2 separate regions of the Homo sapiens genome follow, and region 2 is linked to region 1. Evidence: chromatin loops called from intact Hi-C (ENCODE). Cell type or tissue: heart right ventricle. All regions are shown on one strand.

Evidence for each region. Hi-C counts contacts between places; a loop is a spot of excess contacts. Peaks named below come from ENCODE experiments on the same cell type or tissue, not always from the same donor. Only the 100,000 strongest peaks of a DNase experiment are listed, where the experiment ranks them.
Region 2: a loop joins it to region 1, with 2.7 times the contacts of the local background. A loop is called at or near these places in 2 of 110 quality-filtered maps.

The regions. Positions count from the first base shown.
Region 1 is chr5:141,761,457-141,765,456 of GRCh38, forward strand. LOC124901094 (a long non-coding RNA gene) reads right to left here. Exons shown (of 2, transcript XR_007058975.1): 2 at 1-4,000. Among named protein-coding and RNA genes, the nearest start is that of ARAP3, 81 kb to the left of the region's middle. RefSeq lists an enhancer at 571-1,071. In heart right ventricle, a CTCF peak has its summit at 1,557; no DNase peak of the experiment used is centred here; H3K27ac peaks cover 788 bases; H3K27me3 peaks cover 747 bases.
Region 2 is chr5:141,840,249-141,844,248 of GRCh38, forward strand. No RefSeq gene overlaps it. Among named protein-coding and RNA genes, the nearest start is that of PCDH1, 36 kb to the right of the region's middle. In heart right ventricle, no CTCF peak of the experiment used is centred here; no DNase peak of the experiment used is centred here; H3K27ac peaks cover 3,886 bases; H3K27me3 peaks cover 662 bases.

The DNA of each region.
Region 1 (4,000 bases):
CTTGTGTGCTTAGATTGGATTGGGTGGGGGTGAATCAGAAGTCTGGAGCTCGGCTTCTGCCCCAGGAAGAAACCATTCCCTTGGGTGACAAGGAGCCATGGTAAAGGTACCATTTTTGTGCCTGTCCACAGCTTAGCCCCACCTCCCCAGCTTTTCTTGCCCTCAAGACCTGGTGTAGTCTTATAAATTCACTGTGTCCGGGAAAGGGTGTGTGTGTGTGTGTGTGTGTGTGTGTGTGTGTGTGTGTGTGTGTTTTGATATCAAGGAGGGTCTTTGCAGAGAGGCTGCATTCTCCCTAAGCATAGCTCTGAACTGGGCAGCTGGGTGTGGGGAGCTGGGTAGAGGGGAACAGCGGATGATTCTAGACTCCTCCCTCACACCTGTTGTACACCCCACCTGAGCCTCTCTGATGGGTAGCGTTGCCTACAGGAACCCAGCACCCAAACAGGAGACCAGGGGTTTCTCTCAATCACCTGGAGAGAGGACCTGCAGGAAGCCAAGAGGTAGGAGGGACCCTGGGACTTGACAGTCATATTCCCTGAGAAGTGCAACATACAAGACATCCTTAGAGCACATACTCTCTCTCGCCCACTACTACCACCCTAGGGCTCCACTCAGCTGCCTGGACTTCTGCACCTAATTCCAGTACTGAAAGGTAGGAAGAGGTCCAGTCCTGACAGGCTTGTCCCACCCATCCTACATGGCTTGAAGGGAGAGGGAGAGGAAACCCGTGAAGCCACTTTCGGGAAAGTGGGAAATCCCCTGCCCTAACCCTGGATCCTGGGCAATGGCTGCTGCCACAGAGGAAGGCTGTGAGGCAGGGGCGTATATGGGGAGAACTGGGGGCTGGGTCTTACATGCTCAGAAAGAGGGGGCCTATATCTGCACAGGCGTCCCCCCTACACTGTCTGACAGAATGAGATGCGTCCTTGCCGTCTCTATTTTTAGTCAGAACTGGAAGGAAAGGAAGTTCGAGGGCCAAGCCACCAGCCCCAGCTCCTGCTGCCAGCACCCACGCCACGTGGTGCGGGGGCGCTGGAGGAGCCCCGAGTCCCAGCTCCTCGGGGAGGCAGGCATGGCTCACCTCCCACCTGCCAGCAAGGCTTGGGCCTGATGGATCTCCAAGCAAGGGGACATGCTCTGGGTTGGGGGCTGGGGAGGAAGCGCTGCCTCCTTTCCCTGCCCAAACACAGGGCTCTGCAGTAGGTCTTGTTGGCAAAGAAGGAGAAGGGAAAGGAGGAAGACCTAGTTTGGTCTCCCAAAAATAGGACTTTGGTAGCTCTGAGGTGCTTTCTTTTGTAGGTTCTTTGAATGGAACCCTGGCTTCTTCCTTCAACATTTAAACATCTTGACCTCTATTAGCAGTGTTTGGGGCTGGCTCTTCCTCAATAGGAGGCTTGTATGAGACAAGAGCCAAGAGACTCTCCTCCACCCGTCCTTCTGTAGAGCTAGAGGAAGAGAGGGAGTTTTTCAGAGTGTTCTCACTTCCCTAGGCAAGAGAAGGACTCCTTGGCTGAAACCCCACAGCTGCTACAGTCATTACTTGTGGGTCAGAGAAAGGCCGTCCAGGTGGCAGTAGAGTATAGCGGTTAGAGCTTGGACTTCGCAGTCTGCAGACAGACCTGGGTCCAAATCCTGACTCCTCCACCAGCTAGCTGTGTGACATTGAGAAAATGGCTAAACTTCTCTGAAACTCTGTAAAATGGGGATAATTACGGTTCCTACCTCATAGGATTTCAAGGATTAATTTAGAGCATGTGAGAAAATGCACACAGTATGTGCTCGACTGTTTATGAAATTTTAAAAGCAGATTCGCTGCAGTCCCGGGTCAGAACCCCACTGTGTGGCTGATCTCTGGCCTATGTTGCAGAATCTATAGCTTTCAACAGATTCTTCAAGGGATCTAGGTACTCCAGACAGTTAAGAACCACTATTGACTAGTCTGGAAGTCAGGAGATGTGGGTGTTAGATCTTGTCTGCCTCTCACTCCTTGGGGAGGAACCAACCTCCTCAGTTTTTCTAGCTGTTCCATGAGGGAGTTAGACCAACTGAGATCTATGGACCAGGTGGGGCATTGTCAGACTCTGTGGAGTCTGATGAGCAGTGATGGAGAGAGTAACCAGAACTGGGGCTTGGAGGGCAGGTTCCAGGAAAGTGGGAGAGGGCTCCATCTCACCCTTCCCAGGAGCCAGTTTGGTCCATCAACCAACATGTCAGCCAGCCAGCAGACAGAAACTGAGCTGCATCCCTCCACCAACCCGGGAGGCTGTTGCCATGGCAACTTCATATTTATCCACTTTAGCTCCTAATTAAGGGGAAAAGCATATAACATATTGGATGTCAAGGCGGCTTTGTGAGCCTCAATTTAGCGGCCGTGCCTGGATGTCAAACTCAAGCGTGATTGCTGTTAATCACCTCCCAAATTACCAAGACAGGTCACAAAGGGAAAGGTCCCCAACAGTGGGGGCAGCTGAGCCCAGGGGAGATGAGGTGGTGGTAGGGGCAGAAAGGGAGACTTTGTTCCACAACATGACCTGGGGGTGCTGCTGGATGGATGCTGGCTCTGTGGGTGTCTGATTATGAGGTCTGTGGGAACAGTGGCTAGATCTGTTCTCACTGAGATCAGGGATCTCCACCCCAGAATCTCACAAACCAAGGCCCTTGGTCTGTAAAAATGGACTGACCAACTGATGAGCAAAGCGGCAAGTAAGGACCACGGGGTGGCCTCTGATGTCAGAAGAAAGATTGACAGATGACCAGGGCTGGTAAATTCAGGCTGACGTGGTATCTGGATGGATGAATGGATGAATGCCACATGGCAGATGGCAGATGGAAGATCCACTCAGGAGAGACTGGCTGGATGGCTGGATTCACACGTTCATCTCTCATCTCCCAAGCAAGTGCCTGGCCTCTCTACTCCTATTTGGGACCCAGGGCATTCTCAGATGCCAGTTAGGTCAGACCCTGCTGTGGTTTTTCTTGCCTGCCAGTACAGGAGCTGTGGCCCGAAGCCATGCTCCTTGGGAGAAACTTTGGCAGGTTTCTGGGGATGTGGGAGGCAGGGAGTAGAGACTGATAGAGTAAGGTTAGGAGTTGGGGGCACAGAGGGGAGGACATCAGCAGTACAGGTAAGAGCATGAGTTATGGGGTCAGGCAGGCCTAGGGTAGAGTTGCATCTTGACTATTTACAGCTGTGTGGCTTTGATCAAGTCACCTCACCTCTCTGCTTCTGTTTTCTCATCTGTCAAGCAGGCATGATGATAATTCATACCTCATAGGGCTTTGTGAGGACTTAGCAAGATGGTAAATGTAAGGCACTTGGCATGGTGCCCGGCACATGGAAAGCCTTCAAGACAGGTAGGCCTGGAAAGGAGGAGCAGGAACATGGTGACTGTGGGCTGGGCCTGGAGGGAAGTCAAGGAGCATTTTCTCCGTGTTCCCTTTCGGTCAGGACTCCAAGAGAAAGAACTCACAGAAAGGAACCTTGATGGGAGGCCAGCTGAGAGGGCATGGAAATAACTGGAACTCACTGGGCCTGTGTGGGCTATTTCTCAGCTTAAGAGAGGACCATAGGGAAGGAGGCCCTTGTACTCAAAGTCCTGCTGTCAGATCCAGAAGGGTCCTTAATGATGCCCCAACCCGGGAGATCATTAGAACTACCTGGATGATTCCATAAGCTCTACTCTCTGGGGTTACCCCAGACTCCCTGAATGAGAATCTCAGGAGTAGGGCTTGGGATATTAGTTTTGAAATCCTCCCAGGATGGTCTGATAATCAGCTGGGTCTGGGACTTACTGGTCAAAACCAGAGGCCCCTGTGCATCAGCACTGGGAAGAGCTGGCAGGAGGCGTGAACAAGCATTCTTCCAACACATCACTTTTCATATATGGTATCGGGGTTCTGCTTAAAAATTTGCATTTGAACATAAAAAAAAATCTACAGCTAAAAAGTTTGAAAAACACCAATTATGAAAATGGTAATAACAATAATTACAGCTAAC
Region 2 (4,000 bases), 79 kb after region 1:
AACCTGTCCCACTTTGCACCTGGCAACTTGATGTGGGATCAGTTTTCTGAACCAAGGCAAATAATAAAATCAAATGGTGTGTGCCCTCCCAGCTAGGTGGGTTTGAGATTGGGGTCTCCGCTGAACATTTAACCTGCCCTCTGGGTTAATGTTGGACAAGATTTATAGCTGGACTTTAGTCTTCTGACGCTATCCTCTAAATGGTATAAAAATAGAGATGGAGTTGGGGGAGGTGCCCAAAGGCGACACTGTAGGCACAAGTACAGCAGCAGGGCAGGGGTGCTGATGAGGCCAATGTGGAACCAGACTCTTCCCTATGGGGAACCTCCTGCTGACACTGCCAGGTTTCTGTGTGTGTGTGTTTGTGTGTGTGTGTGTGTGTGTGTGTGTTGTGTTTTTTTTTTTTTTTTCCTGAAATGCCCAGGCCTGTAGGCAGCTTTCTCCTGATCCCTCCAGTCTCTATAGAGAGGAGCTCCAGCACTGGGAGCCTACTCCAGGGTAGACCCAGCCCTCCAGGCATAGTAGGTGCTCAGTAAATACAAATTGGATGGACTAGAGAGATAGCCCCGAGGACACTGCCAAATAAATAACAAATTGTGCAAGCAGCAGGCCGCTGTAATTAGACCAAGGAGGACAGTCAGTTATTAATATCAGACACGTGGCAGGGTTAACAGCCACTGAGGGTGGGTACAATGAAGAGAGTCACTTTCTGCACCCTCAGGGACTTCCCTTGTGATGGCCTTCTAAAGAGGGCTGAACAGCACCAAGTGCCCTCGCTGCCTCTGGATCCTGCTGCCCTCCGCGTGCCTTGGTGCCCCACAACTAGGGCCCTGGTCCCTCCCATGTCCCCCTCCCTCCTACAACCCCTCAGCCCCTTATCTGCCCAGCCATTATGATGCCTATCAGTATGAAGCCCAGATGAGAGTTCTTTATACTCGAGCCTTATCTCCCCTGTGAGATTCTAAACTACCCAAGGGCAGGATTTATCCTGTGCCCATTACTGTATCCCCAGTTGTGGGAGCAGGGCCCCTGTCCTGTAAGGTCTGCTTAATAAATGCTTGTTAAAATGGAGAATTCCAGTGGGGAGGACAGGGAGCATGAGGGAGAGACTGGGAAAAAGAAAAGGAGGTTAGCTCGAAGAAGGGAGAGAGAGAGGAGGGAAGGGGGAAGGAGGGAAGAGAAGGAACAAAGGAAGTAAAGAAGGGAGGGAGGAAAGGGGTAAGGGAGAAAGAGAAGAAGGCTATATTATGTGTATTCATGGGATCGGGAACAGAAGCCTTGCTGTCCTCGGTGCTTAGAGTCTATTTGGAAAGATAAGGTGGCAGGTAAAGAGTCCTGCCCCTGCCCTGCTGCCCTGCATCTGCTGGGGCTGGCTGGCGTGTCCCTGGCCCGTACCTGCTCTCTGCCCTTCAGCCCCGGCTCCCCTTGGCAACTCGCCTCTGAGGAGGTACTCCTGGGAGCCTTCCAAGGGGTGGGGGCCGGGCAGGAACCCAAGCCAAGCCAGGGAGCATGGCCAGGAAGGAGTCAGCAAAGCAGATGCCGCCCCTCTCCTGCTGTCTTGATTAGAGAAATTGAGATGTTAATAATATTCTGAGATGCAAGGTGCTAATTAAAGTTAATTACTGTTTCCTTGTGAAGTAACCTCTCCTCGTGTTTACCAGGAACAAGGCTGCCAGCCGCTCCCCTGGCTCGTGCCAATCACGATGCCCGCTGCTTGGTGTACCCCTGCACTCTCACAGGTGCCCTCAGCTGCCCCAGACCAGCCTGGCCCAGTCCAGGCAGGCACAAGGATCTGAAGTTCCCAAGCTCTGCCTCTTGGCATGGCACCAGACCAGTCCTGCCAGGAAGCATGGGGACACATGGGCATAAGTGACCCCTGGGGCCTGGGGACAGGACTAGTGGCCTCAGCAGCTGGCACCCCTGTCCTGTGCCTCCTCCCCTCCTACAGAGTCTTGACCTGTCTCTTTCCAGCTCCTTGACCTGAAACAAGTTACTTAAACTCTTAGAACCTCAGTTTTCTCATCTGTAAACGGGGCTAATAGTTCCTACCTTGTACTATTGCTGAAAATCAAATGAGACACTGCCTGTAAAATGTTTACCACAACCACATAGCTGGAATTTAATAAACTCTCAATTAAAGATAACTGTGATTATTGTTGTCTTTGTTAATAATCATCCCCCCCAAATCCCTCTCCTGTGTGGTCTGACTGCAGGACTGGGGCTGGGTCACCTGGGTATATACATGTCCTCCGTGGATACGGGGACACCACCCAGCTACGCTGCACACATAATCCCACACCAAACCACCCATTTGCGAAGCACATCCCCTACCCACCTTGTGGAGGGCCTCCCGCTTGCTGGCACCCTGACACATCCTCTTCCCACGGCCCCCTCCCTCGTGTCAGCCTCACCCAGAGAAGTAGAGAGAAGAGGGGCAGCCGAGGAGTAGAGAGAACCCAGAAGTAGAGTTCTGCAAAACCGTGTGTGTGTGTGTGTGTGTGTGTGTGTGTGTGTGTGTGTGTGTGTGTGTGTCTCCACTCTTGTGTTCCAAGCTTCACAGGGCTTTGGGGGAGAGGCCACCCCCTTGGGCCAGGTTACCATGACAACCACTGCAGGTGCACACCTCCAATCTCCTCTGTTCCCTCACCCCCACCCCCACACACATAGCCACTCTGCCCAATTCCGGGGAGACACTGCTTCTCAGGGGAATCTCCCCACCCCCCAGCCTCCAGGCTATCTCGCCTGTCCCTTGTCTGCCTTCTCAGGAAGCCCCTGGGCTGAGGAGAGGGCCAAGGAACAAGGTGAGGCCCTGTGAAAAGATTACCCCTCAAATCCAGCTTCCTCTAGGGGCTTAGTGCTAATGAGTTAATATTGCCATCACCTTTGATTTGGGAAGACGGAGGCTTCCGAAGGAGCCTCCCTGGGTAGAGCATGGGTAATCAAAGGGTCAGGAGCCCCTGTGGCTTTGCCTCCTTCCCAGCCAGAGGAGGATCCCTGGCTCTTTCTATAAGGGCGGCCTGGCCAGCCCAGCCTGGGGCATTTCCTGTTTATGGGCTTAGAAGGACAAGGGGAGGAGATCTGGGGATGAGAGTGAGTTGTAGGGACATTGGTGGTACCAGCAGGCCCTGGGAAATCCTTATGACTCAGCTGCTCTTGGTGGGTCCCTGCACTCTACTCACTGTGGCCCCGGACCTGAATTTCAGGTTTCCCCTTGCCCTTGCCAAGGACACACTCTGTCCTTGACTCCCTATTCCAGGTTTGCCCTCCTCCTACCCAAAGCCCCTGCCTCTGGTGCCTCTGGGCACCTGAATCCCTTCCCCTAAAGTCCATGCCTCCTGGTTCTAGCTCCATCTGCTTCCATCCCAGGTCTCTCCTCTTCCCCATTGTCCCTCCCAACCCATCCCACCCACTCTCTTCACCATCTAACCCTCTTTCCCCCTTTTCACCACAGTTCTCACCTACAGCCCTACTCATCTGGAGCCTGCCCTCCTTCTCCCTCCCTTATCTTGCTCTGGCTACAGAATCTCTAAGCAGAATTCCTTCCATTCACTCATTCATGCAACAAATATTTTCGGTGGTGGTAAATAAGTTAAACAACGTTCTGGCCTCCTGCAAACTTTTATTCTAGTGGGAAGAGGCAGAAATTGAAGGCTCAAAAAGATTAAATAATCATAGATTGGAATACGGTCAAGGAAAGGGACAAGGGGGGCCTGTGACCAAGATTGAAAGGGACACCTTCTATTCCCTTACTTAGATATGTTGTCAGGAAAGGGTCATAGGCAGCAGCCCTACAGGAACTACCCTAAGACAGAGGTTTGACAGAGACAGTCCCCCAGCTCATCTGCAAGCAGGGGGCATGGAAGCCACTAGACTCGGATGCTGTCCCCCTCATTCCCACCTGTTCTGCTGGACACCTTCCTCCTTAGTCAACCGTGACAGAGACATAAATTCGGGAGACCTCGACCTCCTCCCTACCACCCCAACCTCTGCCTCTGCTCCC